Regions from separate parts of the Homo sapiens genome. Here regions 2, 3 and 4 are each linked to region 1. A link is a contact called in ENCODE Hi-C data. All regions are on one chromosome and are shown on one strand. Each heading gives the region's core, a stretch centred on a gene start or an enhancer-like site at or near the end of the contact. The rest is flanking DNA. Distances are from core to core; before and after follow the strand shown.

The links. A loop is a pair of places that touch in the nucleus more often than their neighbours do. Pooled maps may share reads with other maps.
Region 2: a loop to region 1 is called in a pooled map, with 2.7 times the contacts of the local background. The contact joins two enhancer-like sites. A Hi-C loop is called at or near these places in 2 of 37 single-sample maps with no recorded cell type and 2 of 50 pooled maps.
Region 3: a map with no recorded cell type shows a loop between it and region 1 (3-fold over the local background). The contact joins two enhancer-like sites. A Hi-C loop is called at or near these places in 3 of 37 single-sample maps with no recorded cell type and 2 of 50 pooled maps.
Region 4: a map with no recorded cell type shows a loop between it and region 1 (3-fold over the local background). The contact joins two enhancer-like sites. A Hi-C loop is called at or near these places in 4 of 37 single-sample maps with no recorded cell type and 1 of 50 pooled maps.

Annotation. Positions count from the first base shown.
Region 1 is chr12:105,356,750-105,359,370 of GRCh38, reverse strand. The region is part of intron 2 of C12orf75 (chromosome 12 open reading frame 75); the gene reads right to left. Among named protein-coding and RNA genes, the nearest start is that of C12orf75, 27 kb to the right of the region's middle. RefSeq lists a silencer at 1,666-1,735. Within about 2 kb of position 1,295, at least 3 of the 41 ENCODE cell types and tissues checked have a DNase peak (open chromatin) inside an H3K27ac peak, as active enhancers do.
Region 2 is chr12:104,670,457-104,673,077 of GRCh38, reverse strand. All of the region lies in intron 2 of CHST11 (carbohydrate sulfotransferase 11), which reads right to left. Among named protein-coding and RNA genes, the nearest start is that of MIR3922, 80 kb to the right of the region's middle. RefSeq lists an enhancer at 1,063-1,667. Within about 2 kb of position 1,282, at least 31 of the 41 ENCODE cell types and tissues checked have a DNase peak (open chromatin) inside an H3K27ac peak, as active enhancers do.
Region 3 is chr12:104,694,482-104,697,102 of GRCh38, reverse strand. The region is part of intron 2 of CHST11 (carbohydrate sulfotransferase 11); the gene reads right to left. Among named protein-coding and RNA genes, the nearest start is that of MIR3922, 100 kb to the right of the region's middle. RefSeq lists an enhancer at 1,242-1,381. Within about 2 kb of position 1,327, at least 8 of the 41 ENCODE cell types and tissues checked have a DNase peak (open chromatin) inside an H3K27ac peak, as active enhancers do.
Region 4 is chr12:104,739,537-104,742,157 of GRCh38, reverse strand. The region is part of intron 2 of CHST11 (carbohydrate sulfotransferase 11); the gene reads right to left. Among named protein-coding and RNA genes, the nearest start is that of MIR3922, 150 kb to the right of the region's middle. RefSeq lists an enhancer at 1,116-1,165. Within about 2 kb of position 1,302, at least 11 of the 41 ENCODE cell types and tissues checked have a DNase peak (open chromatin) inside an H3K27ac peak, as active enhancers do.

The sequences.
Region 1 (2,621 bases), core at 46-2,545:
AGGGGCAACAAGAGTACCCCTTAATCTACTATAAATGGGGAAGAAACCTTGAAGATAAGGCTTATACCAAGAGAACCAAAATGCAGAGTTAGAGGAGATAAGGGATCAGGTGCCATAAACCAAATCACCTAAAAATAAAAAGTAAAAGGTGAATTCTACCAGTTTGCCTCCCACCACTTCTGGCCTGGCCCCAAGCATTGAAGCTTATCACGACTTCTTCAATTTCACAACCATGGAGTCAAACGTTGGTGCCGACGCAGGGGAAGAGAAACTAGCCCAAATTACCAAGGGATCAAGGGAAATCTGGAAATAAGTACGTGGCACATCAAGACAAATCCTGCTCTTGCTAGGGGAGCTATGCTAGACATTAAGTCCATTAGAGAAGTGAAAGGGGAAGGAAGACCCAAGGGAAGGGACTGGAACCAAGTGCTGGGGTTTGGTCGAAACATCATCCGCTTTACAGCTGTGCCCAGAGCCAATCTTAGAAGGAAGACTGACTTCTGGAGTCCAAAGAGTGCTGGAGGAAGCCAGTACTAAAGGATTTACATTAATTTACTGAGCAGTGATTCCATTTTCTAGTTGCACACGAGCCACTACTCTAAAGAATAAACTTGTGTAATAAGCTTGTTTTTCCAGGGTAAGCATGACTGAAAACCTATCGGTAAATTGCTTTCTCTGGTATCAAGACAATGTTTTGTTTCTCCTCATCTATACCATTTGAAAAATTTGTGGAAAGTAATGCAACATTTGAAAAAATGTAAGACTGAAATATTTTTTAATCATAACCTCAAATACCATCTTATCAGGAAAACCCTGTATTTATTTATTATTATTGTTTTGGTTTTTTTCTGAGACAGGGTCTTGCTCCATAGCCTAGGCTGGAGAGCAGTGGCACAATCATAGCTCACTGTAGCCTCAACCTCTCAGGCTCAAGCGATGCTCCCATCTCGGCCTCCCTAGCAGCTGGCACCACAGGCGCACACCCCGCACCTGGCTAACATATATGTTTTTTGGTTTTGTAGAGATGGAGTCTCACTATGTTGCCTAGACTGGTCTCGAACTCCTCAGCTCAAGTGATCCTCCCACCTTAGCCTCCTGAGTGGCTGGGACTACAAACACGTGCCACCATGCCCAGCTATAAAACCTTTTAAACCACAGGAACGTTCCCTAAGAACCATAGAACATGTATTCACCAATTTGGACCAGGTTTAAAAAATACACTGAGCCCAGCGCAGTGACTCACATCTGTAATCTCAGCAATTCAGGCAGCCAAGGCAGACAGATATCTTGAGCCCAGGAGTTCAAGATCAGCTGGGGCAACAAAGGGAGACCCTGTTTCTTCAAAAAATACAAAATAAAATAGCCAAGCATGCTGGCTTGCACCTGTAGTCCCAGCTACTCAGGAGGCTGAAATGGGAAGACTGCCTGAGCCTGGGAGGTCGAGGTTACAGTGAGTCATGATCGCACCACTGCACTCCAGCCTGGGCAACAGAGCAAGACCCTGTGTCTGTCTGTCTGTCTGTCTGTCTCTCTCTCTCTCCTCTCTCTCTCTCTCTCTCTCTCACACACACACACACACACACACACACACAGAAAATACATTGGGCATTCAACTAAAATCAGGTCTCCTTTTGTTAGCAAAAAAATGTAGCTTCTTTTATCAAAGAACAGGTGATCAAGGAGAAAGAATGAGTCGAGGTTCAAGCCACCCGTTGAGTATCATAATCATCTCCTAGCCTAAGGTCACACACTTACAGGGCTCTGAGTCAGACTTTCAGTCATAGCATTAATAAAACTGTTTGCAGAAACAAGTGTTATTCAAGGTGACCCCCGTAACTCATATTCTCCCCACTTTCAACGTCTTTTGGGATTGTTGAAAAGATAAATCCTCAGTTGATGGTTTAAACATGACTCACTCTTGTAGAGTAAGATACTGTTTAGTGATATGTACCTTATCAAAGTTGGCTTGACACTCGGCATGCAAGAAAAAGAAAGAAGAAAAGAAAAAAAAGCAACTGACCAAAGGCAACCACTGCAACTAAGATTACAGATGGATGGCTTCGGGTTTCCTCTGTCTCAGAGTTTCTATTAATTCCACTTCTAGCTCACTTCCTGTGAACTTACTAAAACCAGCCAGGTGCTCTTCTTACCCTTCTCAGGGTGAATAGCAGTGCTGATCCAGATTCTCTAGGTAGTTATGCATCCTTCTGTTTTATACTAGGGTCACAGACTTTTTCTGAATGAACTGGAGACATTGAATGTCTCTCTAATCATAAATAAGCTCTGTCTTCTTGTAGGTCGGGGTTCTGGAAGGTGGGCTGCCTCCAAAACGACCATGTCTCTGTGGCTGCTCTTTGGGGTGGGTGGGCTTTCGCCTACCTGGCCTTTTTTTAAATTAATGTATTTTTTGCATGCCTATTTAAAACCAAATATCTGCATGGAACACCTCAACCTTACAATCATTTTAAATTACTATGATTTATCTTACCAATAACTATCACTTTCATTAAGTGAAACCTTATTCAAAGTTAATACATAAAATATGAATCTTTTTCTTCCTCAGTAATATATGGTAGTCAAAATCTTTCATCATTACATTTACTTAGTTTCTGGGTTGTATA
Region 2 (2,621 bases), core at 33-2,532, 690 kb after region 1:
CCAAGGAGTTTGGCAACTGGGAGAGGCAAATAATAAATCTTCCCTTAGAGTCTCCAGAGGGAGTACAGCTTTGCTGACACCTTGATTTTGGACTTCTGGCCTCCAGAACTGGGAAAGAATACATTTCTGTTGTTTTAAGCCACCTGGTCTGTGGTGATTCATTATGGCAGCCTCAGAAATGGTGGGGCAGGTATGGCCAAGCATCAGGGTTTCAGAGTAATCCTCACGCCTGGGTGTCTGAGTGGTGGCAGCAGGAGAACAGAGGTGCCATGCGGGAGGCATGTGAAATCTGGGGGAGGCTCTTGGCTTGGAAAGTGTAGGAGGGAGAGTCACAGTCAGAATCACGAGCCAGTTTTCCAGCCAAGAAGGCTGCCCAGCAGAGCATACGCTTGTTGCCATGCACTGAGCTGCCCGTCATGGTGAGTAATCTTGCCCCATTGGGAGGTTACTCCTCCCGAGGTCCCTTTGGAGGTGGTGAAGCCAACCATCCTCACATGTTCTATTCCTGAAAGAGGCCAGGGCCAGGCCAGCTTCCAGCTCTCAGAAACACCTGCTCGTGGAATCAATGGCCACAAGGCATGGGATAGCTGATAAAGGGGTTTTCCTTCAAAGTTTTTCATTCTCTGCAGTATTTTGGCAGAATTTGCCAGAAAGCAGAAAGCAATGGTCTCTTTATTCTCCATTTCTGGAGCTATCTGCTCCTTTCGCCCCTCTCTGCAAAGACACTTGCCACAAGACAGCTGGACAGCCGGGCCCCTAATGGAGTCCTGCACACACATCACTCACACGAGCCATTACTCCGCAAGCCAGAGCTGACCTTGGGGAGAGAGGGACAATCCCCTCTCTCCCACACGGTCCACCCCCCTGTGCAGGCCAGACAGGTCTCAGGGAGGTAGGTTTCCAGAAAACGCGCTTCCCTGACATTCCTGGGCATTTTCATTGTCAGGGATGGAGAACTCGAGCTACCCAAATTGTATCAAAACATCTGAAGTCAGAGCAGAAATCTTAATGCTCCTTCCTCCAGGGCTGATCATTACAATATTCCTTAATGGGTAGGACATGGTCACTGACGGGTCAGAAGGAATGCTGCCTGGGAACTGTGCCAAGGCCTCCTGCCAAGTGCCAGTTTTGCCCCATCCCCCAACCACACCCCAGTTATGGAGAGGAAACTGATGAGTCACTGGCCGATTTGCTAACTTCAGTGTCCCAATGCCACACGCCTACAAGGTGACAAAGGGGGTTTCCATTTGGCTGTTGAAAGCCTCTTCTCACATTATGCAAGAAGAGGGCTGGGGGCGGGGAGGAGAGAGAGACAGAGAGAGAGAGAAAAAGAGAGAGAAAGATAGAGATTGGGTAAAATGTCTAAAATTCAAATCATAAGTTCAAGGGGGACTTTCTGTAAGTAAAGGAATCTTTGGTGAATAAAGTATCACCTCACTTTAAACAGTGGCTTTGCTCACACTGTAGGCGTTCTCTAGGCTGCCTGAGATAACTGTCCTGGCCCGTTTGCTGCGAAACCTGTGGGGGAAGCGACAGGACTTCCTAGACCGATCACAGTGCAGTGGGCTAAGAGCTTCCATGATCAAAACCATGATCGCGCTGGTAACAGTAATGATCAGTAGACAGGCATTCCAAGCACTTGATGTGGCTCTCCTCATCGAATATTCTTAACAACCCTAAGAATCAGGGCAAATACTGACCCCACTCTGCAAATGGGGAAATGAAGGCACAGCAAAACCAAATAACTTGCAGAGCCAAGATTTCAACCAAGCAGCCCTGCTCCAGGCTTTTCCCTACCACCCACACCCCATGCTTAGGATCACGGGCGCAGCAAGAAGCCGTGTCCAGTCAGACTGGAGATCACAAGAGGCTTTGCGGAGGAGGGTGTGCCCATGGCCAGCAGACTAGCTGTCAGCTAAAAGGAAAAGGTCATCTGCTCCCACCCCGTGTTAATGAGAAAAGCTAAAACTAGCCATTCTCTACCATCTCATCTCCAGTATTCCAATCTGGTGATTATGTTTTCAGCTCTGAACATGATCTTAGGGCTTCTCACCTGCCCAACACCCTCAGAAGGCAGGGCAGGAAATCCATATGTGGGAAATCAAAGAAACTGAAAAGGCAGAAGCAGAAACACAAAGCTGGAAAAGAGTGTGTGTGTGAGTGTGCATGTATGTGCATGTATGTATGTGTGTGTTTCTGTTGGTGTATATGTATAGGTGTGGGGGGTATGTGTGGGAGTGTGTGTGAGAATGTATGTGTGGGTGTGTGTTTATGTGGGGTGTGTGTGAGAGTGTATGTGTGGGTGTGTATTGGTTTGTGTATGTGAGGGGTATGTGTGGGAGTGTGTGTGTATATGTGGTGTGTATGTATGATGTGTGTGTATGCAGGGGTATGTGTGAGAGTATATTTGTGTGTGTGTGGGTATGTGTGGGAGAGTGTGCATGAGTGTGAGTGCGTGTGTATGGATGTGTTTGTGTGGGAGTGTGTGTATGAGTGTGAGTGCATGTGTGGGTGTGTATGTGTGGGAGTGTGTGTGTAAGTGTGAGTGCATGTGTGTATGGATGTGTTTGTGTGAGTGTGTATGAGTGTGAGTGTGTGTGTGTGTGGGTCTGAACATATGC
Region 3 (2,621 bases), core at 78-2,577, 660 kb after region 1:
CTGAAGGCAGACATGCACCAGGATGCTTTGATCAATGTTATTCATAATGATAAAAAAATGGAAGCAATTTATCTGTCTACCTATAGGTAGATACATAAATAGAATGCAATATAATCATATGATGGAACATGATACAGTAATTGGAACAGACTGAGGGATCCACAGGGCTGGACATCAAAACACATAGTTGTACAGAACAGGCAAATTGAAGAGTAATATATTCAGTATGATAGCACCTACATAAATTATGAAAACATAAACCTGTGTTGCATATTGTATCTGGGTCCAGATATAGGAGTCACAGTATAAAACAAACACTGGAATTTATATTGTAAATTCATAAGAGGTTGAGAGGCAGGGATGAAGGGGAGAAGAGGAGATTCAAAAGAGATTTCTACCTTGGTGATGGTTTGTTTATTTTATTTTATTCTTTTTTTGAGACCGAGTCTCACTCTGTTGCTCAGGCTGGAGTGCAGTACCGTGATCTCGGCTCACTTCAACCTCTGCCTTCCCGGTTCAAGCAATTCTCCTGCCTCAGCCTCCCATGTAGCTGGGAGTACAGGTGTACAGGTGTGCACCACCACGCCCAGCTATGTTTTTTTTTTTTTTTTTTTTTTTTTGTATTTTTAGCAGAGTCGGGGTTTCACCATGTTGGCCAGGCTGGTCTTGAATTCCTGACCTCAAGTAATCCGCCCGCCTCAGCCTCCCAAAGTGCTGCGATTACAGGCGTGAGCCACCGTGCCTGACCCTGATGGTTTATTTCTATTATATAGGCAGATCTATAAAAGATCTGAAGCAAATATGCCACAATGTTACATTTGTGAATTCAGGATGGTGAGTAAAAAGTGTTTATTATATCATCTGCTGCACTTTATCTTCAAAAATTTCCCAAGTAGACAAAAGGAAAAAAGAAAAAAGGTAGGGTGGGTGGGAGCCAAACAGAAGGCTTGGAAACCATTTCTGTGCTCTTTGCACAGCAAAGGGAGCATGCAGATGGCGAGTTAACATACCTAGGAGGCTCCCCTGGGGTTTAATGTTGCATTGTGTACCCTCAGAACGACTGCTCAGCAAAGGCAAAATAAACACATTTCCTGTGCTTCCCTTTCTCAGCTCCGCAGCCCTGCCAAAGTGGGGGTGGGAGGGTCACATCATTTATTTACACAAGGTCCTCTTTATATGGACACCTCCAATAACGTTATTCATCGGGTTGGCTCCTCCAGGGCTGCCCCACTGTTCCCAGCAGGCCAGGAGTGTGACTTCACGGTGAAGCGTCACGTCCAAGTTACTCTGTACGTGGCAATGCCAGCTACCCACAAGAAAGGAGGGCTGTGAAGGGGGAGCTGGGGCCGCTTCTGGGTAATGGATTTCCCCCGCCCCCATTTCTGGCAAAGAGCTCTGTGGTCACAGAATTAAAAAAATCTATCAATTGTAAGCTAAGGCACATGCTGGGTGGAAGTGAGAGTGAGGGAACCTATTCTTATCACTAGCTCTGAGGTAAGATAGAAATGTCTGGAAGCTCCCCGCTTGCAGCTGGGAACTGTGCCTTAGTCATCTTTATGTTTCCATGGCTTTGCACAAAGTAGGTGCTCAGGAAATGCTTGTTCAATAAGCAAACCACAAGGACACATACACACACACACACACACACACACACACTCATTGTGTTGTGAATTGTGTTTTCATGAGTTTTCTTTCTCTTCACAGACAGTGTCATCTAATGGTTAAGGATGTTGATTCTGGAACCAAACTGCCTAATTCTAGGAACAGACACAAAACCTCTACCTCAGTGCCTTCAAACTATCAGGCCTTGGAGGGGGCTGAGCTGAGGCCCTCCCCACAATAGCTGGCACATAAGGAGCATTCGAGGAATGTTGGCAATTTCCAAATTTAGTCTCAGGGCAAGCCAGTTGGGAAGGCAACACCATGTCCATCTTACAGATGGGACAGCTGAGGCTCAAAGAAATCCTGTTGCTTGTGAAAGGCCACACGTGTTCCTGCCAAATGATGATGCCAGGATCTGAAGGCAGGGTGTCAAGCTTCGGAGAACCCCCCAGCATCCCCTGTGGCTCCATTTCTCAACAGCTGACTCAAGGACCAACAGATCTTTCTTGGCTGCTGTGTTTTCTACCCAGCAAAGGGTCCGGTGGGAACCCCCTCAGCCAAATGGGAGCCACTGACTTCTGTGGGGCCCAGAATCTGACTCAGGCCCAGGGAAATCTGATTCCCACGTCAAAGCTCAGGACTCGGAGCTGCACTGGTTCCGAACACAGAGCAGGCATAAAGTTCTGATGCCAGAAGAAGGCAGGAAACTCCAACGAGCTTTAATCACTCTCCCATCACGAACAGCTCTAGTGACAGCTTGGCCTTTCTATCCCAGGAGTTCAAAGAGTTTCCATCGTTCATTCTCACAAAGGCCCATGTCCCCTCTGCCTCGTTCCTGCTTCACTTTATTGAAGTAACTGTGACCCCAGATAGAATCCTGGCAGGTGACCCAGGTGAAGTCACCCGCTTCGTTAAACTCATTCCCTCCACTAATGCAGCGTCAAAACAGGGGGCTGTGCTCTTGACCACACCCAGGTTTTTTAAGAAAATGACCACAAAAACAAAACAAAACCAAAAAA
Region 4 (2,621 bases), core at 53-2,552, 620 kb after region 1:
ATGGGGACAACAATAAAGTCTACTTCTCAGGGTCATTTTGAGGATTAGATGAGAGCCCACAAGGAAAGCACATAGCATGGTACCTGGCACATAGTAGGCACTCAGGAAGTAGCTACTGTAAACCTTACAGAGGGTGGTTTCCCAAGTGCCGGGGGCAGGATAGCAGGAATGTTGCTTTGCCTTTCACCTGACAGCATTTCTCAATGTTCAGTGTATGTAAGAATCACAGCGGGAATCTGATGCAATGCGGGTTCCCAGACACCACCCTGAGTAATTCTGGTTCAGTGGGTCGGGCTGTCCTGGGAACCTGCTCTTGATCGCTGCCCCGTGATGATTCTATCAGGCCAATTCTGAGGCTGGTGGTCTCTGTTTCACTTTGAGAACTGATGATTGAGCGTCGCTTTTACATGAGCGGGTTCTGCAGTGAACGCCAAACACATTTGTCATCTGTGCAAAATGCCTGGCTCATGGCGACTTAATATCTCACTGACACAGAAGACCGATAGAGGCAATTGGCGGCAACTTAGATTGGCAGCTGTTAAGCAAATTGGAGGTCTGAAGAGCAATTTTCTGGCAATATCAAGATTAGCTATTAATATGTATTAACAGACTGTAAAGGATTCATGGAATTTCACAGTAACTGAACTATGAATTGAGAGGCACCCAAAGAGGTCCATTTATTTCTTAGTCAAGCAGCATGTTTTAACAATACCCGATTTCTCCATTGTTCCAAAGGCACGCATGAGCCATGCTCTGGGCCTTTCGTTTCTGCATGTTGCATGCTTCCAGTGAGAGGAAGGCTGGTCCTCCCCCAAGAGAGAGGTGGAGCTAGTTCTGCAGATGGGGCTCCAAAGCCCTCCTCCTACCCCTGCCTGGAAGACACCCTCGTTCTCTCCCCAGTAACCACCACCACCAAGCCTGGGGCCCCAACGGAGCCATTTCCACCACCTTTACCTTCACCCCTTTGCCTCAACCTGCTCCATCCTGATCATAGTTAATGTCACTATGAACAATGTGAGCTCAACTCATGCCCTCCCTCCAGGGCAGCTGGGATAAGGCCCAGGTATCTCAGTGTCCCAGGCACTTGGTGCCCAATACTTGCAGAATTCAGAAAAGGGTGATTAGCTTTGTGGCAACACATGAACATCTTTGCAGAGTACTAAGAAGATTTTGTTTATCACTTCACTGCCTTTTTCCTCTTTCAAGAAGGACGGCCCATTCTCAATCATAGTGAAAGTGGAACAGGAAGACCATCGTGGAGTGCTAGAGGGACAAGCACGTCTAAATCCATCCATCTGCTGTTCACTGAGGAAGTCAGACATCTCTGCGGCTTCTTAGGCCATGGCCGAGGACATGAAGATACAGATATCCAGGAACAGAGTCACACACAATGGCAGGGACACAGACCCGGGGCCCAGAGGTGAATAAGACACCCTCAATTGCATGACATCAGAGGTATTAATATTCTTCTGCCTGTAGAGCTTTCAAATAATTTTGCATCTCAGAGTCCTTAGAACCCAGAACTTCAGAGTTACAAAATACCTTTGTGATTATCTGATACCACCCTCTGATTTTCAGATGGCAAAACTGAGGCCCAGAGATGAGAGCTCATCCACCCACTCCCAGAAAGCAGCAGAGCAAAGACTGGAACCCAAATATGCCTTTTTGTTGTGCTGCTGGACAGCAGAGCAAAAAGAGGGATTTTCTCCTTCTATCCACCCAGCAGCCCTTGTTGGAGGTGCAGGGATGGATTCCAGGGCAGAGTGAGAGGGCAGGGAGTGTCATCTGTGTGGTGCCATAACATTCCTATGAAATAGAAAAACCATCTTTGCTACCTTCCATCAACCTCAGAGGAGTATTTTGACAACACATGTAGATTTATGATCAATGGAAATTATAAAACTAAAAAGAAGTGAGTGACCCATTTTATTATCCAGAATAGGGAACGTGGGATAGGTCCCCCTGGGCTGGCCTGATTTCAGAGCTCATTAAAGAAAAGTGAGGCAAGAACTGGGAAAAGTCTTTGCATTTTTTTCTTTAAAGGCCAGTGACCCTACTAAAACTAAGTGGTAGAAACTAAATACATTGATTTCAGGATACAATTTTTACAGAAAATCAGTGTCTCCCTGATCTCATTCAATAAATACTGAACAAAAATGGAGAGTATTTGCTTTGATGGAACAAAGGTTTACTCTCCCTAGGATGTCTGGAACTCTGCGGAGATGAGCAAGCTCATCAGCACAGGCTGGAGATCAGACTCTGGAGTCAGGCAGACCAATCTGGATGTAAAATTTGGCAATGGCCCTGACCAGCCCCATGATCTGGGGTCAGTAAGATTCACTCTCCTGGCCTCAGTCTCCTCATCAGTAAAGTGGGAGCTGAGAGAGCACAAACCTCACTGGCTCTTATGAGGTTTAAAGGGATGAAGTCTGCAAAGAACTTACTGTGTCACTTGACCCACAGCTGCTCTTAAGGGACAAGCAATTAATATTCACAGTTAAAAGTTTTTTCTCATGAAAAAAATAGAGTTCTTTACTATGTGGCTGTTTCCATCAAGGGGCAGCAGAGCAGAGTGGTTCAGAACACAGGCTCTGCAGCCAGACAGCCTGGGCTTAAAATCC